Linked DNA regions of Homo sapiens: region 1 is linked to region 2. Evidence: read pairs that join two places in POLR2A ChIA-PET (ENCODE). Cell type or tissue: MCF 10A. All regions are shown on one strand. Links, peaks and the distances in the headings refer to the core of each region. The heading gives the core; the rest is flanking DNA. Region 1 overlaps KDM7A (lysine demethylase 7A). Region 2 holds the start of LOC124901758 (a long non-coding RNA gene).

Region 1 (4,403 bases), core at 304-4,303, 150 kb after region 2:
AGAATCATCTGGTTACATTTTTTTTTCTGATTCTATCAAGCTTTTAGTCCTTTGTCCCTCAATATTTAAGGACTTTTTACATATTAGGGGTACTAGCTGTTTGTGGTAAATGTTCTAAGTATTCTCTTCCAGCTTTCAGTTGTCTTTTGGTTTTGTTTATGGTAATTTTTTTGCCATGCAAAATTTTTTTTAAGAAATATGTAGTCATATTTATTAGTCTTTTATTGGTTCTGGATTTTGAGTCATAATTAACAATCCTTTCTCTACCTCAAGGTAAAGAGAATTTTTTCCTGTGTTTTTTTCTAATACTTGTGTGGTTTTATTTTTTAAGCTTCTAAATGGATCACTAATCCATTTGGATTTTATTTTTGTATATAATATGAAATATAAATAGAATTTTTTCTAAATAAAAAGAAATTGTCCAGTTGTCCCAGTACTATTTATTGAAATGTCCATTTGTCCCAGTGACTTCAGATGCCAAAACATATTTATATATAATAGTCATATGTCAAAGATTCTGTATATACTTGGGTCTGTTTCAGCACTTTCTGTTTTATTCCACTGGTTGATTTGTCCCTTGATGTTTCAGCACCACAGTGTTTTAATTACAGAGGCTTTTGTAGTATGGTGTAAGTCTGGTAAGGCCTGTCCCATCCTCTTAGTTTGTTGTATTTGTTTTCAGTGTGTTTCTGGTTATTCTTGCAGATTTATTTTTTAATATGAACTTTAGTATCAACCTGTCTAATTTTATTCAAAAGCATTGTTGGGATTTTTATTAGGGTTACATTAAACTTATGAGAGCTGATATGTTAATAATATTGAGTCCTTCTCTCTGAGAATAGTATTACCTCTTTTATTTATTTTATTTATATCTACTTTTGTGTCTTTCAGGTGTGTTTTTAATTTTTCTTTGTATAGATTTTACACATTTTTAAGATTATTCCTAAGTAATTTTCTTTGTTAGTATTATAAATGAGATTTTCTTTACCATTTGTTTGCTGTTGGTTATTGTTTGCTGTTGGTTATTGTTTGTTTTTTAAATGTTACTTTTATATTCTACTACTTTGCTGAAAAAAATTATTTGAGTTGTATTATCACTTAGGGAACTGATATGTAATATACAAATAGAGAGTTTTAGTACTTCTTTGCCCATTCTTATGCCTCTATTTGATTTCACTTATATAATTGCACAGGCTTATACCTCTCGTATAGAGTTGAATAGTGGTAGATCGTGGGTATGCTTGCTTTGTTCCTGATTTTAGTAGAAATGCCTCTAATATTTCCTCATTAAGGAAGATACTAGCTTTAGTACTAATTTGTCGTATTAAGACAGTATTCCTCCAGGTGCAGTGGCTTATGCCTATAATCCCAGCACTTTGGGAGGCCAAGGTGGGTGGATGGCGTGAGTCCAGGAGTTTGAGACTAGCCTGGGCAACATGACGAGCCTCCGTCTACAAAAAATACAAAAATTAGCTGGGCATTGTGGGGAGTGCCTGTATTCCCAGCTACTTGGAAGGCTGAGGCGGGAGGATTGCTTGAGCTTGGGAGGTTGAAGCTGCAGTGAGCCATGATCCCACCAGTGCACTCCAGCCTGGGTGACACAGTGAGACCCTGCCTCAAAAAAAAAAAAAAAAAAAAAAGGAAAAAAAAGTATTCCTCAATTTTATGTACGTAGTTTTATCATGAATGGATGTTGAGTTTTATCAAAGGCTCCTTCAGCATCTGTGGAGAGAATCGTATAGTTTTCTTCCTTAGATCTATTAATATGCATATACAGTAGTGTGTCCCCGCTTATCTGAGGGAGATATGTGTTCCAAGACCCCCAGTGGATGCCGGCAACTACGGATAGTACTGAACTCTGAGTATACCATGTTTTTGCCTATATATACATACCCATGACAAAGTTTAACTTATTAATGAGGCACACAGTAAGAGATTAACAACAGTAACTGAATAAAATAGAACATTACAACAGTGTACCGTAGTAAAAGGTATACAGTGTGGCTGTAACTTTTGCAGTTTAAGGTGCAGCAGCAAAACTAGCATGAATTTCTTTTGCCTCCTTCACAATTTTATAGATAGAATTGTTCTTACCATAGAGCTTAGGAACTCAACATACTGTTTTTTTTTCTTTCCTTACTTTTCACTTAAAGGAAGCACTTTATGGTTTCTCTTTGGCATATCTGCATTGCCAGCATCACACCAGCCTCACTGCTCTTGTGCTTTGGGGGCATTATTAAGTAAAATAACGGTTAGCTGAACACAAGCATTGATACCCCGACAGTTGATCTCATAACTCAGAGACTTGTGGGCAGGTAGTAAAACAGTCTGGATACACTAACAGAGGGATGATTCACATCCTAGATGGGATGGTGCAAGATTTCATCATGATGCTCAGGACGGCAGGCAGTTTAAAACTTAAGAATTGTCTGTTTCTGGAATATTTCATTTAATATTTTTGGACCTTGGCTGACCACTGGTACCTGAAACCTTAGAAAGTGAAACCACAAATAAGGAGGGGACTACTGTAACATACTTTTAAGTGTAGCTTATCATTAGCTACTGTGAAGAACAACCTGGTGGGAAAATAGCCCTAACTACTTGGTTTACTATTGGATAATTAAGTTGTATCTTAAGGATGCTTTGTAGCTAAATTTTAAAATATTGTTTCTAAATTTTTAAAAAACACCACTGGCTCTGGTAGTTTTTAGAATAAAAGAAAATCAGCAAATATGAGTGACATAGAATAACAAACACTGAGCAGGTAAATGTATATAATAGGAGTCTCTAGAGCATTAATGATCCAGGCATTTCCCCAAAGCAGCATTTTCTAACCTGTGTTTTGTGAACCCCAGGGATATAAAGTATCCTGAGGTTCACTTATTTTAATTTGTCTTTTAAAAAGATGGTGAGTATTTTCCTTTCAAAATCGATTAGTTTGAGGACTTCTGAGGGTATATGAGCAAGCATACATGGCATTGTTGGTGGAAATCAGTCACCTGATTATCATTCAACCGAATGTTGCCAGGCACCATGGTCTTCTTGACTTTTAATTTTTCTTAAAGAGAAGATACCAGACATATGCAGAAGTAGACCGAATAGTATCCTGTGCTTCCAGGTTCAATAAGCCTGCTTCAGTGAGTATCAATTCACTGCCAGTTTCATTACTACACCCTTACCTGGCTACTTTGAAGCAAATTCCTGATACCATATCATTATATCTGTGAGTATTTCAGCATGTAAATCTAAAAGATAAGGCCTCAATTTTAAAAACCTGTAATACCTTTATTATAATTAAAAATAGTTAACAGTTTCTTAATAACATTAATATCTACTGTCCAAATTTCTAGTTGTCTCAAAAATGTCATAATTTTTTTCACTATTTGTTTGAATCAAGATCTAAATAAGGTTCACACATGTGATTAGTTGCTACATCTTGTAAGTTTCTTAATACATAGCAGTGGTTCTCAACTAGATGAGATTTTTGTCTCCCAGGGAACACCAGTCAATGTCTAGAGACATTTTTGATTTGGGAGTGGCAGAGTGGTTGCTACTAGCAGCTAGTAGGTAGAGGGCAGGGATGCTACTAAACATTCTGCACTGGTTAGCCCCCACAAGAAAGAATGATCTAGTCTAAAATCTCCATAGTGTTGTTGTTGAGAAACCCTGATCTATAGGTTTTTCTTTCAGGTCTTTAACCCTCCCCCCGTCCTTGCAAACTCTTTGTTGCACAAAGTGGTTGTTTATCCTAAAAATTCCCACTTTCTGGATTTTGCCGATTACATCCCTGCAGAATCTTTTTGCTTCTCACTTTCCTATAAATTGGTAGTTGGCTTTAGAGAAGCTTGATCAGATTCAGGTCCCCCTAAATCCCCGAAAATTTCACAGGAGAGTGGTGTAGATTTCTATCAGGAACCTAAGCAGAAGGCATAAAATGTCTGGTTGTTTCTCTTTTTGTCATGCTGGCTGCCATTGATCAATGCCAATATCCATTCATGGCAGTTGCAGAATGATACCTTTATCATTATAATTATAAAATGTTATAACTGATAATTAGAAAATTTCTTTTTGATTTGTTACTTGTACTACTATAAAGAGAAAATTTTCTTTTATCTAGTCTTTGGTTACCTAGTTGTACAGTGTAGGAGAGGCAAAATTAAATGCTTGATTCTTTTCCATTATCACTGATTTTTTCAGTTAATTGATTAATTAGCATCCTCATTATTAAAGGATGAGAAATATTTAAAGGAATATAATTTAATATGTAATATTGAGCAATATAGAGAAGTTGAAAGACAAATATATAGAAAGGTCCATGTTTCCTTTGACCATATAAACTGTCATTAAAAAAACAAACAGAAAAATAGAACAAAACAAAAACAATCTGGTAAGAGGGCCAGGCA
Region 2 (4,403 bases), core at 79-4,078:
AGTGTAGGTCTTTGTTTGGTTAGTTCTGCCTTTGGAACGCTTTTCTTTGCTGTGTCCCATGCTTCCCACTGTGACTGCTGCATGGGTGACTCCCGGATCCTTCTCTCCAGCCCTGATCACGCTTGTATGCATTTTCGACCGTGTTCTGGTCATCTCCATGGCCTCTCACCCTCACAAGGGAGAACCATCCCCCGATTTTTTCTCCTCTTGAGGTCCATATGCCTGTTGATGGCACTGTAATCTTCTCCATCAATTTGGCTACAAATCATTTTTTCCAGTTGAAAAAACACATCCACCTCTAGTGGTTTTGAGTATTTCAGAATCATTTTGATGCCTTTCTCTTCTTCTTTCATTTCTTCACATTTGGTGAATATTTGGCCTCTGTTTAATTATCTCCGTAACATTATACACACAAGTGTCTTTTTCTATCTCATTGTTACTTCCCTCATCAGGCCTTTATTAGTTCCCATCTGAACTACGACGCTGGTTCCCTATCTCTGGTTTCCGTTCCTTTCAAGTCATCTTGCCACAGCTGCCAGACCAAGCTTCTGGAAGCTCTGATTGGATCACCCCTGTCACCTTGTGGGTTCTCCACACCCACTGGATCAAGCCCAAGCTCCTAAGCCTGTCATTTAAGGCACTGCATGTCTAAACCCCATGTACTGCTCTGATTTTATCTCCCCACATCCTTGTAGAAAAATGGGGCAGTTCTCTGCACCTTTGGTATCATCTCTGTCTTCCCTGGTGGAAATTGTGCTTATTCTTCAAGGCACAGTTTGTGAATCCTGCCTTTCACCAAACCAGTTAATTCTTTTTCATATCACATAGGACTCAGTGCTTATTTATTTTATTTTATTTTTTTGAGACAGAGTCTCACTCTACCACCCAGGCTGGAGCATGATCTCAGCTCACTGCAACCTCCACCTCCCGGGTTCAAGTGATTCTCCTGCCTCAGCCTCCACAGTAGCTGGGACTACAGGCACACGCCACCACGCCCAGCTAATTTTCATATTTTTAGTAGAGATGGGGTTTCGCCATGTTGGTCAGGCTAGTCTTGAACTCCTGACCTCAAGTGTTCCTCCTACCTTGGCCTCCCAAAGTGCTGGGATTACAGGCGTGAGCCACCGCGCCTGGCTGGTGGTTATTTAAAATGATCTGTGTACACTTCTTATCTCTCCTACTAGATTTAATCTCCTTGAGGTGCTTCCATCTCTGTAACCCTCAAAATGCCTTCTTCATATTCAGTATATGTTTGTGAATGGAACGTATACTCTCCTCATCTTCCTGAAGCATACAGGCATGACCTTTGCTTTTCCAAATACCCATTCCCAAGGGCTTGTGACACAAGACAGTGAGAAGGTGAAGGACAGCTTACTTTCCCCTGTGGATCCCCTTGCAATTTAATACACAGGAGCGTGAGAATGTCACACAGGCAGGTTCTTATTTAAATTCCTGGTAGCTGAGCCCAGCAGCATGTGGTGGGTTTGATTTAGTCTGTACAGCATTTAACTCTTTCTATGGATGAAAGATGAAAGTGGATAAAAGTTCTCATAGACTGTATGGGAACCAGATAGATTGAGAAATTAACTCATGTGTTGTGCAGTTACAGAGCTCTAGGTGCCGGTCTGATTTTTCCTTATAGAATCTAGAACTTAACTGACATAATTCCTGGGTACTTTCAGACACATAGCCAAACACGTAGCCAGGTGATTCATTTGGTAAATTCCATAAGGTCTGCCCTGCCCTGGAATGGCTTCTCAGCAAGGCTGTCTCAGCTAGGCTGGGAAGGAGGTGGCTTTCAGTTCCGGTTTCCAATCAGTGACTTCCAAGAACTGGTTAAGAAGCAGGAAGAATAGAAAGAGTTAGATGGTTTCTGTGTTGGGCTAAAAAAAAAACCTCTCAGATACCCAGTTCCTACAATGCATGTCTCCTGGCAGCCAGACAAGGAAGGAGAGAAACTGTGAAGGGTGCCAGGGTGCCAACAAGAGCACTCGTGTTCTTGGCAGAGCTCAGAATAGCGTTCACAGCTCTCAGTGATTCATCATCTGCAGGCCTGCCCACCCGTGATCCAAGTGACTGAGGACGGGGTGAGTCAGGCAGCTCCCTCTCCTCATCACCCTTCCTCCATGGCTCGGTTCTGTGCCCTCCCTGGGCCCTATGGGCTGCCTAGCAGAGGGGAGGCCGATGTTGCAGGGGATGCTGCCAGTGAGGAAAGGGTGCCTGCTCTGGGTCTGTGCCAGGGTGAAGCCTTCGTGGCTTCTTGAAGGACTCCCGGCTCCCCTCTGCGTTAAGCCCTAGGCACGTTTAGAGAAGAGGGGAATCTTCACTGCCAGCTCTAGGGACGGGTCTGATGGTGGGGCCCGCTTAGCCCCAGCGAGCTACTCAGTGCTCCTGCACTGATCTAGACACCACCCCTCATCATCGTATCTGCCCCTCTTAAATCTAATCTGCATTCTGTTCTCTTTCTTTCTCCCACTCTTTTCTGTTTATTCTTTTCTTTCTTCCCTTGCTCAGCAAGAATGATATTTATTTAAGACATCACAGCTGTTAAATGTTTGCCTCTGGGGATAATTTTTCGGCCAGGTGCCCCCGTGCCTCTTGGCTGGTCCACAACCGATTGCTGGCCATGATGGGAGGGGGTGGCCCGCTGCCCTCAACACTGAACTCCCTAGTGTGGGTCCAGGCCTGGGGCTCATCACAGCTACCCTGCTTTGACCCGCAACACAATCATGGGTTGAAAAACCATCCTAGTGCCATAATAGGCTTAGAAAGGGATCATTCTTCATCTGGTCAGCCAGAGCCAGGCCACAGGCTGCATGGTTTCCCTCAGCAAGGCTCTCGCTGGGTGTCCCACTTTACTTCTGCAGCGAAAAAGCCGTTTTACCTCTTTTGCCACTTTCACAAAACATTCTCTTGGATCCACTCAAGTGAAAGCTGTGAAGTGTCCTTGTTCCTCCCTCACAGAGGGAGCTCCTAGCCTTGCAGCCCTGCCTGTGTCTGTCACTTACCAGCAGCGTGCCAGGACACTGCAGACATCTAGGTTCGGGGACTTGTCTAGGAAGCCATGGCTCTGTGTGGGTGTGCAGGAATGTACTGCTTCAGAGCGTTCCTGTTTTCCCTTCCCTGTTGCTGCAGAGCACGCATGCTGCGGGGAGAATGCAGCTTTAGTAACAAAACATCCAAATATACTTATTTCCAAAAAGAGCAATGCAAGATGAAGAATGGGGTGCTGTGTGGATGATGTCCTGCGTAAGGATAGAACACAGGAGGAGCTTGAGTGCGAATAATGTTTCACTTTTTGTTCAGGAGTCAAAACTTACAATAAATACGACCAGGTCTCCAGATCACAGTGAATTCCAAACCCCGGTGGACGACCCACTTATTTCAAACATGTTATGTAACGTTGTAAAGCACAGAGGATAGGTAAAATTCACAGCCCTGGGACAATTCGGGGCACTTAGATGTGAAATGTTTGGAAATCGCTTTCATTTTTCTCATCAGAGCCATCCCATGAACTGGATAGGACAGAGACTTCGCCCCATTGAGAAGCAAGGACGCTGAGGCACAGCGAGATCATCATTCAGCGTAGATTCCAAAGGGCACAGACTTGGTTAGCACAGTCAGGCTGAGCCCCCTGATCTGTGTTTGATTTCTATCACGCTGCTCTTTTTTCAGTAAACCTCTTTCACATAAGAGATGAAACCAGCCCACCACTAATAGGACCTGTGCTCTGGGCTGTTTAATTAAAGTCGGAATGAGTTTTACTGAATTTACATGCCTTCCCTAGAACTCCATATATCCCATTTGGAATTTGTACGAAGTCCTAGGAGCAGGCTCCCTCTCTGCAGTTGCTCAGGACTCAACTCCTCTGGCGATCTCCTGACCTCATGATGTGCCCACCTCGGCCTCCCAAAGTGCTGGGATTACAGGCATGAGCCACCGCGCCCAGCCCCCATGTTAACCATTATTAAGTGTACAATGTAGTGGCATTAGTTACTTTTGCAATGTTGTGCAAACATCACCCACTGTTTCCAAAACGTTTTCATCACCCCAAGCAGAAACTGTACCATTAAGCAAGAACTCCTAGGCACCTCCACCCACCTCCCTGCCCCAGCCCTTGGTAATCTCTTATCTACTTTCTGTCTGTATGAATTTGCCTATTCTAGGTATTTCACGTAGTGCAATCATATAATATTTGTCCTTTTGTGGCTGGTTTATTTTACTTAGCATAAGATTTCCAAGGTTCGTCCATGTTGTAGCATGCATTAGAACTGAACTTTTTTTTAATGGGTGAATATTGCATTGTATGAATATATCACATATTATTTATCAGTTCCTCTGTTGATAGACACTTGGATTGTTTCCACTTCGGGTTGCAGTGAACATTGGCCTACAAATATCTG

The links. Peaks named below come from ENCODE experiments on the same cell type or tissue, not always from the same donor. Only the 100,000 strongest peaks of a DNase experiment are listed, where the experiment ranks them.
Region 1: POLR2A ChIA-PET joins it to region 2 with 6 read pairs; 15 of 35 experiments call an interaction of 5 or more read pairs at or near these places.

The regions. Positions count from the first base shown.
Region 1 is chr7:140,163,573-140,167,975 of GRCh38, reverse strand. The region is part of intron 1 of KDM7A (lysine demethylase 7A); the gene reads left to right. Among named protein-coding and RNA genes, the nearest start is that of KDM7A, 11 kb to the left of the region's middle. In MCF 10A, for the core only: no CTCF peak of the experiment used is centred there; a DNase peak (open chromatin) is centred at 2,345.
Region 2 is chr7:140,313,939-140,318,341 of GRCh38, reverse strand. It overlaps LOC124901758 (a long non-coding RNA gene), which reads left to right and starts at 1,100. Exons shown (of 2, transcript XR_007060560.1): 1 at 1,100-2,087. In MCF 10A, for the core only: no CTCF peak of the experiment used is centred there; a DNase peak (open chromatin) is centred at 1,791.